2 separate regions of the Mus musculus genome follow, and region 1 is linked to region 2. The links are chromatin contacts, found by Hi-C or POLR2A ChIA-PET in ENCODE. All regions are on one chromosome and are shown on one strand. The core of a region is the stretch at or near the end of the contact, and the rest is flanking DNA. Distances in the headings are between cores, read along the strand shown. Region 1 has its middle 9.4 kb from the start of Sh2d6. Region 2 holds the start of Ggcx (gamma-glutamyl carboxylase).

Region 1 (3,238 bases), core at 318-2,817, 96 kb before region 2:
CTGTTAGCCTAGCATTTCTTTTTACCCCAGGCCACTTCTAGGCTCAAGCAGTGGAAATGGCCTCTCTCTCCTACCATTTCTCCAGGCACCTACGGACTTAGGATGTGGGCCACTGGCACTTTGGGGTGCCCTCATCTGCTTTGAAGACAGAAAAGCCTTTTCAGGCCTTTTAAATGAGTTCTGAACTCCCTTATCGGTAAACTAAGAGCGCTTTTGTTATTGGCTGCAAAGGTACTTCATGCTGGGGCAGGAGATAGGTAGTTCTTAGCTAGCCTGGTTTATATAGTGAGTTCCAGTCCACTTAGAACTGCGTACAAACAGTCTCAGAACAAACCCCCAATACATATTACAAAAGAAAAAAAAAAAAAAAGAGGTAACTTTCATTCATTGTTCCTGCAAGAATCAGGGAAACTGTCCAGGTAGTGTGGGCAGTACCTAATTATTAGAGCCCCCATGGCAGAAATGAGCATGATCCTTAGGACAGCAGGCCATCAAGGTGGTTGGTTCAGTGTGTGGGTCAGTTTCCTGCCAAGGCTGACACAGGGTGGAAGAAGAGAACCATCTTGGCTATGTTAGCCTCTGACCTCCACATGCTGCGGCCTCCTCCCACCGTAGAAAGACACTGAAAGAGAAAAGAGCAAGGCCCAGAACTGGCTTAGCACCTCCTTAGCTGACAGATGTGTATCCAGATGTCTTCTCTCCCTGGGACCCAACCCATTCTGGCCTTCCCCACCTTCCTCTCCCTCCTCCTAGCCTTGGTCCCTGCTACTTACCTTTCACCCACCCAGAACCAACCTGTCATCCCCATATCAGATAGTCAGGACAATGAAGACAGTTGGTGACAAGTGTTGAAAAATTCATTCTATCCCAAGTTCCTCAAAGCTGACAATATGGACTCATTTTAACATGCAAGTTCAAGCCAAGATTGTCTTAAAGCTCTATTTTTTTTTTTTTTTTAAATTCAAAGACAACAGTTTTATTACACTTTGAGGTTTTGGTTTCGTTTTGAGACAAGGTTTCATGTTGCCCAGGTTGGCATCAAACTTGCTGTGCAGCTAAGGATGACCTTGAACTCCTGACTCATCTGACTCCACCTTTTGAGCATTGAGATAATAGACATGGGTCACCATGGCCAGTTTGTTCCACACTGGGGACCAAGCATAGGGCTTCATAAATGTTGGGCAAGCACCCTACCAACTGAGCTACGTCACTAGCCAGTAGTTAATTCCTTTTGAGTAGATGAATGTGTACAGTTATAGCTGGCTGGCAACCATCCCATCTTTCCAGGCTTTTTGCCTTTCTAAATGTGAAGGAATAAAAATGGCAGGGGCAGGCCTGGAGGAACCTGGGAGGCCTGGTAAGGAGTGTGAGCATGGAGGGTATGAGCATTAGAGGACACAGGGGGAGCACTCCTCCAGTTTCCTACAGCAGAGATCAGTGAGCCAGCACAGATGCAGGGAGAGTGGGAGGCTTCGGGTATTTCTGTAATTCCATGGAGACGGAAGCCTTTGACTTTCCACTGCCGACCCTGCCAAGCACTCAACCACGTTTCCTGAGGTGAACAGGCCAGACTAGAAAATTCCAGGCAGGGTCATCTGCTGAGAGAACAAGTCCTTGAGAGATACTGTGCGTGACAGATACCAAATGGTTTGTTACTGAGGACCTGAAAGACTAGGTGAGCCCAGGAAGTATGCGGCTGGGGAGGATGTGAAAGCCATGGCCCAGGCCATAACACATCTGCTGGGTTCCCAGTGTGATCTAAGTTAACCATCCAGGCTTGCAGCTGACCTGAGAGGAACGTGTACAGAAGAGTCCAAGTGTGGCTGAGCCATGCATCCTCTGTGTAGCCCTGACCTCGGTCACCCCCTGCCTCCCCTCCCTCCTTGCTTATTCTAGGAATCAAACCCAGGGGCTTGTATATGCTAAACAGGCATCTAACACTGAGAGCTGTTTTTGCTGCGATGATTCTTGTTATTCTGCCCATACTAAGCTTGAATTTGCCATTCCCCTGCCTGGGCCTCCCAAGCAGTTGAGATTACAGGCATGCAGAGATTTCCCAATTAGAGTCTGGGTTATGTTGGCTTTATTTGTTTCTTTGCCATGCATCGATGAGAAGCCAACCCAGGGCCTGGTACATGCTTAGATAAGCACTGCACCACTGAGCTGCAGCTCCAGCCCTCCTCTTTGAAAACAGTCAGTGAAGCTGTGTGTGCTGACCCATGCCTATGATTCAGGAGCTCAAGAGGTAGAGGTAGGAAGAGCTTGAGTTTGTGGCCAGCCTCAGCTTTATGGTGGTGTGTGTGGAGGGGTATTAAAAAGAAGAGAGAGACAGCAGTGGAGCAACACCTTTAATCCCAGCACTGGGGAGGCAGAGGCAGGCAGATCTTTGAGTTTGAGGCCAGCCTGGTCTACAGGGCAAGTAGCAAGACAACCAGGCTACACAGGAAAATTGTGTTTCAAAAAATAAACAAAAGAAGAGTGAAAAAAAGAAAAAGAAAACAGAGCCGGGCATGGTGGTGCACACCTTTAATCCCAGCACTCAGGAGGCAGAGGAAGACGGATTTCTGAGTTTGAGGCCAGTCTGGTCTACAAAGTGAGTTCCAGGACAGCCAGGCCTACACAGAGAAACCCCGTCTTGAAAAACAAAACAAAACAAAAAAGAATACAGTGAATGCCTGTTTAGGGTTGGTGTGAGAAGGAAAAAAAGTAATATTTAATTATGTTTAACTATATATGTGTGTGTGTGTGTGTGTGTGTGTGTGTGTGTGTGTGTGTGTGTGTGTAAAATAAGCTGATACATGCTATCAGCCAAATGATTAATACCTAGTAATAATTATAGCTATAAATAGGCAAAGCCTGGTTGTGATCATCTCTCTCTGTGGCCCATGAAAACTTTAGGTAGATATATCATAATTATTGTTTCTACTGGCTACTGTCATTCTTTTTCTGATAAGACAACATACACAGACACACACACAGAGACACACACACACAGACACAGACACACACACACACTTGGGAATCAGAAGGCAGGTAAACTTCAGAGAGTTCAAGACCACCCCGGTCTACATGGTGCTTTTTCCTTAATGCCCTCCCAGATGTGAGCTACAGATTTCCATTAATACACATTTATCTATCTATTGAAAGGAGAACGTATTAGGTGGATGCACAGGGAACTGCATCTTTTTGAAGGGCAGGGAGGGGGAGTGGAGAAAAGCCTGGAACGACTCAGGTAAGA
Region 2 (3,478 bases), core at 74-2,573:
TTTATTTATCTTATATATATGAGTACACCGTAGTTACCTTCAGACACACCAAGAGGGCATCGGATCCCATTACAGATGGTTGTGAGCCACCATGTGGTTGCTGGGAATTGAACTCAAGACTTCTGGAAGAGCAGTCAATGCTCTCTTAACCTCTGAGCCATCTCTCCAGCCTGCAACTGATCTTCCAAAGGAACAGAGTTCAGTCCCCATCACCCATATCAGGCAGCAACTACCTTTAACTCCAGCTCCAAGGGGTCCAACTCCCTCTTCTGGCTTCTACAAGCAAGCACACGCCTGGCCTACAATCACACAGACACTGCCCTGGTTAATCTTCGTCACCTAAAAACAAGCTAGAGGACCTCAACTAAGGAAATACCTCGAAGAAATTGGCCCGTAAGCATTTATGTGAGAGGGCACAGCCTACTGTGGATGGTGCCACCCTGGGCAGGTGATCCCTACTGGTAGAAGAAAGCAGGTTGAACAAACCACGAGGAGCCAGCCAGCATCTACAAGGTTCCTCCATGGCCTCTTCTTCAGTTCTGGTCTCCAGATTCCTGCCCTGACTTCTCTCCGAGATGGACTACAACTGTAAGCTGAAATGAACTCATGCTTTTCCAGGTTGCTTTTCATCATGGTGTTTTTATCAGAGTAATAGAAAGCAAACTAACACATACATACATACACATAAACAAAATAATGATAAATCTTAAAAAGAAATAAGATGACATTTTCCCACCACTACCACCACCACCTCAACCAAAATGTCCCCATCCAGAAAATGGACTTACCAAAGAGAAAACGAAAGACAGCCAGGTTTGCAGGGTCCGTTGGTTTGTTAAGCAGGGTCACGACACTCTGCCAGCTAGATAAATCTGTCCATTCAAACCCTAAAATTTTCTCCATTCGGCTGCCCTGTTTCAGTCCTGATGTCTGTGCAGACTTGTTTTTCTGTACTTTATCTACAAACCAAGACCTGGGGTCAAAAAGTGCGTGGGAAAACCGCAGTCCCTACAGTCTAGGACCTCCACCCACTGGGTTCTTCCACTGATCCAGCTCCTGCAACCTTCTGAGTCTCAGGTCATCCAAGATTCTCCTACGATCTTCCAACACAGACCGCCATCTCTCTCAATAAGCCACTTCCCCACTAAGACCACCGTGCCTCTCGCCAACCCTCAGCCTACCTGAGGCGGGAGCAACCAGTGCGGAGCCGCGGTGCACAGCCATGACTGCAGGGACAGGTGAGCCTCTCTGCAGCCAGGTCGGACCCAGTGGAACCTCCAGACTTAGACTTGCTGTCTTAGGCCCCGCCTCCTCGACACGTAAGCACTCGCGCGGACGGCCGGAAAGCGCCCGCACTGTCGTGAAGGCCGGAACCCCCGGCCCCGCACTGAAGCATAGGGGGCGTGGGCTAGGAGTGTGGGCGGGGCGATCCTGAGCCGAGCCCTGAGCTCAGAGACCGGGTGGGTATGAGGACCTTTGGGGATGGGCAGCGCAGGCGCTTGCTAAATCTAACTTTGGCATTGAGAGGAAGGAGTGACAGTTTTCAGAACAAGTGTCTCTCTCTATACTACTAGCTATCCCATCACATACTTGAACTTCAATCTCGACGCCTGCTTTGCTGTTTTTAGATTGGATCTCTTTTTGTAGTTTTCTCGCTTATGTAAACCAGACTGGCCTCAAATTCACCTGCTTCTGCTTTTGGAGTGCTGGAATAAAAACACTCACCACCATGCCTGCTTTTGAGACCGAACTAGCCTCGAACTCCCAGCAATCCTTCTGCCACTCTGCCTCTGTCTCCCACATTTTAGGATTTAAAAACTAAGAATTATACTTTCCTAATTTCATTGAGTCCTTCCCGAACCCCATCAGGAGTCTCCAGGTTTGAACATCCCGTCCCTGCACCCCCTCCCAAAAAGTCGCGAGGTGCAAAAGGGTAGACTTTTCTGCAGATGTGGGTTGGGGAGTTAAAGACGCACTTGGAAGGGGCTGGGGAGATGGCTCAGCATTTAAGAGCACTGATTGCTCTTCCATTGATCCTGAGTTCAATTCCCGGCAACCACATGGTGGCTCACAACCATGTGTAATGGGATCCGAGGCCCTCTTCTGGTGTGTCTGAAGGCAGCTACAGTATACTTATATACATAAAATAAATAATTTTTTAAAAGATTTATTTATTTATTATATGTAACTACACTGTAGCTGTCTTCAGACACTCCAGAAGAGGGCGCCAGATCTTGTTACGGATGGTTGTGAGCCACCATGTGGTTGCCGGGAATTGAACTCAGGACCTTTAGAAGAGCAGTCAGTACTCTTAACCCCTGAGCCATCTCTCCAGCCCAAAATAAATAATTTTTTTCCATTTTTTATTAGGTATTTAGCTCATTTACATTTCCAATGCTAAACCAAAAGTTCCCCATACCCACCCCACCCCCCAATCCCCTACCCACCCACTCCCCCTTTTTGGCCCTGGCGTTCCCCTGTACTGGGGCATATAAAGTTTGCAAGTCCAATGGGCCTCTCTTTGCAGTGATGGCCGACTAGGCCATCTTTTGATACATATGCAGCTAGAGACAAGAGCTCCGGGGTACTGCTTAGTTCATATTGTTGTTCCACCTATAGGGTTGCAGTTCCCTTTAGTTCCTTGGGTGCTTTCTCTAATTCCTCCATTGGGGGCCCTGTGGTCCATTCAATAGCTGACTGTGAGCATCCACTTCTGTGTTTGCTAGGCCCTGGCATAGTCTCACAAGAGACAGCTATATCTGGGTCCTTTCAGCAAAATCTTGCTAGTGTATGCAATGGTGTCAGCGTTTGGAAGCTGATCATGAGATGGATCTCTGGATATGGCAATCACTAGATGGTCCATCCTTTCGTCATACTTCCAAATTTTGTCTCTGCAACTCCTTCCATGGGTGTTTTGTTTCCTATTCTAAGAAGGGGCAAAGTGTCCACACTTTGGTCTTCGTTCTCTTGAGTTTAATGTGTTTAGCAAATTATATCTTATATCTTGGGTATCCTAAGTTTCTGGGCTAATATCCACTTATCAGTGAGTACATATTGTGAGAGTTCCTTTGTGATTGGGTTACCTCACTCAGGATGATGCCCTCCAGGTCCATCCATTTGCCTAGGAATTTCATAAATTCATTCTTTTTAATAGCTGAGTAGTACTCCATTGTGTAAATGTACCACATTTTCTGTATTCATTCCTCTGTTGAGGGGCATCTAGGTTCTTTCCAGCTTCTGGCTATTATAAATAAGGCTGCTATGAGCATAGTGGAGCATGTGTCCTTCTTACTGGTTGGGGCATCTTCTGGATATATGCCCAGAAGAGGTATTGCTGGATCTTCCGGTAGTACTATGTCCAGTTTTCTGAGGAACCGCCAGACTGACTTCCAGAGTGGTTGTACAAGCTTGCAATCCCACCAACAATGGAGGAGTGTTCCTCTTTCTCCACATCCTCGCCAGCATCTACTGTCACCTG

Evidence for each region. A loop is a pair of places that touch in the nucleus more often than their neighbours do. ChIA-PET counts read pairs that join two places held with the same protein, here RNA polymerase II (POLR2A).
Region 1: POLR2A ChIA-PET joins it to region 2 with 30 read pairs in embryonic stem cell. The contact joins the enhancer-like site here to the promoter of Ggcx in region 2. A Hi-C loop is called at or near these places in 6 of 37 maps with a recorded cell type or tissue (CH12F3, T-helper 17 cell, T-helper 2 cell and 2 more). POLR2A ChIA-PET finds 5 or more read pairs at or near these places in 2 of 5 experiments (both embryonic stem cell).

Annotation. Positions count from the first base shown.
Region 1 is chr6:72,509,065-72,512,302 of GRCm38, reverse strand. No RefSeq gene overlaps it. Among named protein-coding and RNA genes, the nearest start is that of Sh2d6, 9.4 kb to the left of the region's middle. Within about 2 kb of position 1,567, at least 1 of the 3 ENCODE cell types and tissues checked has a DNase peak (open chromatin) inside an H3K27ac peak, as active enhancers do.
Region 2 is chr6:72,412,153-72,415,630 of GRCm38, reverse strand. Ggcx (gamma-glutamyl carboxylase) reads right to left here and starts at 1,323. Exons shown (of 15, transcript NM_019802.5): 1 at 1,182-1,323; 2 at 789-959. The coding sequence starts at 1,224.